Linked DNA regions of Homo sapiens: region 2 is linked to region 1. The links are chromatin loops, found by intact Hi-C in ENCODE. Cell type or tissue: sigmoid colon. All regions are shown on one strand. Region 1 overlaps LOC105376956 (a long non-coding RNA gene). Region 2 overlaps IQSEC1 (IQ motif and Sec7 domain ArfGEF 1).

The links. Hi-C counts contacts between places; a loop is a spot of excess contacts. Peaks named below come from ENCODE experiments on the same cell type or tissue, not always from the same donor. Only the 100,000 strongest peaks of a DNase experiment are listed, where the experiment ranks them.
Region 2: a loop joins it to region 1, with 2.0 times the contacts of the local background. A loop is called at or near these places in 5 of 110 quality-filtered maps.

What each region holds. Positions count from the first base shown.
Region 1 is chr3:12,890,681-12,893,180 of GRCh38, reverse strand. All of the region lies in intron 4 of LOC105376956 (a long non-coding RNA gene), which reads right to left. Among named protein-coding and RNA genes, the nearest start is that of LINC02022, 6.7 kb to the right of the region's middle. In sigmoid colon, a CTCF peak has its summit at 1,000; no DNase peak of the experiment used is centred here; H3K4me3 peaks cover 375 bases.
Region 2 is chr3:12,966,658-12,969,157 of GRCh38, reverse strand. All of the region lies in intron 1 of IQSEC1 (IQ motif and Sec7 domain ArfGEF 1), which reads left to right. Among named protein-coding and RNA genes, the nearest start is that of LINC02022, 83 kb to the right of the region's middle. RefSeq lists an enhancer at 895-974 and silencers at 1,125-1,544, 1,655-1,704. In sigmoid colon, no CTCF peak of the experiment used is centred here; DNase peaks (open chromatin) are centred at 1,287 and 1,847; H3K4me3 peaks cover 1,791 bases.

The sequences.
Region 1 (2,500 bases):
TCACTTAAAGGTCAGTGGGAAAATCAACATCTTAGAGCAGCAGAGTTGATGTAGAATCACTTGCCGGTGAGATGCAGGGGCAGGGGGGTACACAGCGGGAGAGGGTGGGGAGTCCCTGTGGAGGTTGTGCGTGGGGTGCAGGGGTTGGGGGGGTGCACAGTGGGAGAGGGTGGAGAGTCTCTGTGGAGGTTGTGGGTGGGGTACAGGGGGGTACACAGTGGGAGAGGGTGGGGGTCCCTGTGGAGGTTGTGGGTGGGGTGAAGGGGTGGGGGGGTGCACAATGGGAGAGGGTGGAGGGTCCCTGTGGAGGTTGTCAGGGGGGTACAGGGGTGGGGGTTGCACAGCAGGAGAGGGTGGGGAGTCCCTGTGGAGGTTGTGGGGGGGTGCAGGGGCAGGGGAGGATGCACAGTGGGAGGGGATTGAGGGGGTCCTCATGGAGGTTCTGGGTAGGGTGCAAGGGCAGGGGGCTGCACAGATGGACGGGGTGGGGAGTCCCCATGGAGGTCCTGGGTGGGATGCAGGGGCAGGGGGGCATGTGTAGCTGGAGGAGGTGAGGGTCCCCTTGGAGGTCCTGGGTGGGGTGGGGGGGGTGCACAGCTGGAGGGGATAGAAGGTCCCTGTGGAGGTCCTGGGGGGGGTGCAGGGGTGGGGGGTACACAGCGGAAAGGAATGAGGGGGTCCCCGTGGAGGTCCTGGGTGGGTGCCAGGGGCAGCCAGTGGGGGATGCACAGCCGGAGGAAATGGGTGGTCCCTGTGGAGGCGCGATGCACAGAGCAGGAGGAGGGAGCCGCCCTGAGAGGAGAAAGGCAGCCTGCTAAGCAAGAGCTACAGGAAGCACTTGGACAGGCCATCGGGCCAGAAGCACCTCGCAAGGGTGTCCGGGAGCTTTGGTGATGAAGGGCAAGAAAGAAGCAGCTAAGAGGGGGGCCTCATCACAGAGATGCTGTCAAAGATTCACCAAGCCCACCTAAAAGTATCTTTTATTACGGGAACTGCAATTCACCTTAGCAGCGCAAGAGGGCATGATTGCACTACCAAACCCAGAAAAGCACCCACGCATTCAAAAAACTGGAAGAGAAGGAAGAGAAAGGGAAAGGCAGTCAGCCGATCCGCTGCTGCACTGTTAGCAGGTGAGAGTCGGGTGATTTTATTGCAGCTGACAGTGCTCAATGATAGCACAAGGCCAGTTAGGAAAAGCGGGCACCGTGGGCATTAGCAGAAGTCACTATTACCAAGGCAGCCCTTGTGATGGCTCATTTTAGCAGTCAGCTTGACTAGGCTAAGGGATGTCCAGGGAGCAGGGAGAACGTGATTTCTCGTGTTTCTGTGGGGGGGTTCTGGAAGAGATGAGCACTTGACCCAGTGGACTGACTGAGGGCCACCCGCGCCAGTGTGAGCAAGCCTGCTTCAATCTGCTGAGGCCCAGATACAACCAACAGGAGGAAGGAGGGGAAATTTGTTCTATGCTTGACCTGGGACATCCACCTTCTCCTGCCCTTGCGTATGAGAACTCCAGGTTCTTGGGCCTCTGGACCCCATGTCTTAAACCAGAAGCCCCCAGGTTCTCAGGCCTGTGGCCTGGGACTGAGAGGGACACCACCAGCTGTTCTGGTTCTTAGGCCTTTGGACTCGAACTGAATTGCACCATGGGCTTTCCGGTTTTCCAGCTTGCCACTGGCATATCCTGGGGCTTCCTGGCCTCCTGAAGGGCATGAACCAATCAATTCCCACAATAAATCCCCTCATGAGTGTGTGAGTGTGTGTGTTTGTCCTATTTGTTCAGTTTTCTCTGGAGAACACTGACTAATACAGCTCCAGAACAAAAATAAAGCCTTCCTAAATACAGAAAAAAAAAAATAACCAAGCCAAAAAGGGAGAGTGGAACAGACCAGTCTTCAGAATGAAAGCCACACGAGGACGCCATACTCCACATAGTGAATTCACAACGGCAAACAACCTTCCAGAACAAACCAAAGACACCAGCTACATCAAAATGCAAGTATACCTAGCTCCCCTGCTAAGAGAAAGGTCTTTGAAGACCTTGTATCCATAAGCTACCGCCACCCTAGTTCTCTGGCAACCCCAAAGTGTGCAGGAAACAAGCACTGATTTCTCAGCCCCCATCTGCAGATGCACGGGGTTCCCCTGGTCTAGAACTGGGTCAGTCTGAGCCATAGGGGGTCTAGGACTGCTCCACATATCCCTCATTCTCCTGACCCCACCGGTCGAGGCCTGTCCTGGTCATGGCAATAGGCTGGAGTGCAGGAGCATGAGCCTGGCCCCAAGCACATAGCACACCTTTGCTCACGCCAGGTGCACCACAATCCCATTGACCACTTTGCTCCATGCCCAGCCCAGCGTCAGAGGGTGGAGAAGTGTTCCCTGCCATAAAGTGAGTCATAGCTAGGGTATAGACTACAAATACATTCCATCTACCCCAGACCACAAAGCAAAACCCACCAACTCTCTGCCAATACTCTAGAGGGACACCTAAGACAAA
Region 2 (2,500 bases), 76 kb before region 1:
CCCCCCATTCTGTGTCTTCATTTATTTTTAACAGAGCAAAGAAAACATGGGAAGCTGAGAAGAGGAATGTGGAGATGGGCAGTGAAGGGGCACTGGGTTCCTGCTCAGCCTCTTGCCTCGGAACCCAGGTGCTCTAAACTGGCATAAGGGGCACTGGGCTCCTGCTCAGCTTCTTGCCTGGGAACCCAGGTGCTCTAAACTGGCTTTAGGGGCTGCCCTCCTCTGCTGCAAGCTGGGCCACCTCAGCCCCCTTCCTTCACTGTCCCCCTCCAAATGAAAGATTCAGAAGGGCACAAGACAATGCCCCTGCCTTGATGGCTTCTTGCAGCTTCCTGACTCCCGTAGGCCTGCCAGCTGCCTGGCCCTCCAGGAGATGGACTTGTAGGTGGGTGGCCCAGGACAGGTGGGGTTTTGATTGTTCCATATCTGCTTGCTGTCTCCCAACCACGTCTAGGCATTCCACAGGTGTGGGCGCTGGGCACTGTATCTGCCTTCATGGAGCCCAAGGACAGATAATAAACAAGTAAACATACAAATGGAGGACTGCAAGCCATGAGCGCTCATAGTAGGAAGAGCCTGGGAGAGGAGGAAAGAGTGAGGGAAGCCGTCTCTTAGTTGGCCCAGTTAAGCTGAGCCTCAGTTTACTCATTGGTAAAATGAGGCCAGGGGTAACTCCACCTACTTCACAATGTTGCCTTGAAGGCCAACTATCACTAAAGAACTCTAAAGTGCTAATTAGTATTACTTTAAGCTTGTCATAGGTGCTTGAAGGGTGTCTCTGGGTGGAGAAAGGGTAGGGGGCTGGGTGGGCTTAGGGAGAAAGAAGCAACTTTCCATTAGATCTTCCCCCAAAAAGCCGCCAAAAGGGTGGTACCAACCTCAGGATAGGGCCCATTCCCTTCTCTGGGGCGCATCAGAGCCCCAGAACCACACGGTTCGGTCCAGGCAGGCAAAGGCCAGGTTTTATAAACTGAAGGCAAAATCGGGATAGGCAGATGTTGAGTAGGCATCAGCGGAGTAGGCTCTGGTTGGGGGTTTGGCGCTGTGCATTTGTTGTGGTTACACGCTGGAGAGGAAGACATGGCTCCCGGGAGGCGCCAGTGTTGGAGGGGCTGCGCAAAGTCCTCCTTCCAGAACAGAGGCTTCGCGCGCTGGGACCTGGATGCAGTGTCTGGGACTCCGCCCTTGCGCTCTGCACCCCGCGCCTCGGCTCGGCCCCGCCCCTGCGCGTAGCCCCGCCCCTGACGCCCCGCCCCTGACCCCCCGCCCCCTGTGCTTCTTCCGCGGCGCCGTGTGGCCACGCCTCCTGTGCTCTCTTCCCCACACGCTCCGTGCAGTCTCGCCCCCGCGCGCAGCCCCGCCCCCAGCTCGCCCTCCGGCCCCGCCCCCAGCTCGCCCTCCGGCCCCGCCCCCGCCCTGCCCCGCCCACTTCAGGGCCACATTCCTCCGGCCCGGCCTCGCGCTGCGCCAAGCGGGCGGCGGCGGAGGGGCGGGCTTGGCTGGCCTGGGGCTCGGACTTGGGGCCGGAGCCGCGGGAGCCGGCGGACGCTGGACCAGGAGCCCCGACGTGATCGCGTGGCGGGTGGTCGGGTCTCCGGGTGGCCGGGTGTCGGCCCCGGGATCCGGCGGCTCGCTGGCGGGAGTCGGCGGCCTCTGCTGGGCCTGGGTCCCGGCTCCCGGCCCGGCCCGCTCCCACTGCGGCCGCCATGTGGTGCCTGCACTGCAACTCGGAGAGGACCCAGTCCCTTCTGGAGCTAGAGCTTGACAGCGGGTGAGGGCGCGGCGCGGGGCGAGCGGCCTTCCCGGGTGCTGAGCGGTGGGCTGGCGCAGGCTGTGGGGATGCCTGTGCGGGAGTGCGGGTGACCGTCGGGACCGGGCGCCCGGCGTGCGAGAGAAAGCTGCCTGCGGGGCGGGGTGCGTCCGCCAGACTGTGGGTTTGGGTGAGAGAAGAGCAAACAGGACCCGAGTTTGTGCGTGGGAGAGAGAGACGCGCCCTTGGGACAGGAGCGCTGTGTGTGCCCTGGGAGGGTCTCAGGATGGGAGTGTGTGTGTGTGATCGAGGGCCTGTTGGAGTGCAAGTTGGTGTGGGGGTGAGTTTGAGTTTGGGGGCTTGAGAGGGAAACAGTGGGACTCGGTGTGGGTGTGAGGTGAGGGGCAGGAGGGAGAGCGGAGAGTTGGTGGGAGGGTGCCCAGCGGGTCTGTGCCTGTTTCCAACTGCAGGCAGGGCCGGAGCTGCCAGGAAGGCCTCTTGCAGGCCTGTCTATTCCAGACATTGGGCCTATGTCTGGATTGATGTGTCTGTCCTGTCTGCAAGACCCCAAGTGTGTGTGAGGGTGGATGACCCTGAACAAACAGGCGTCCCAGGTGTGTCAGCAGCTTCTGTCGGGTACTCTGCCCCTGGCAGGGCCACTTGGGGGTGCACTGGGGTGTGTGGCTGCTGTTTGTGGCAGAGTGTGGATGTGAGGGGCTTTGTGTGGTGATGCGTGTGCACCTGGTGTGG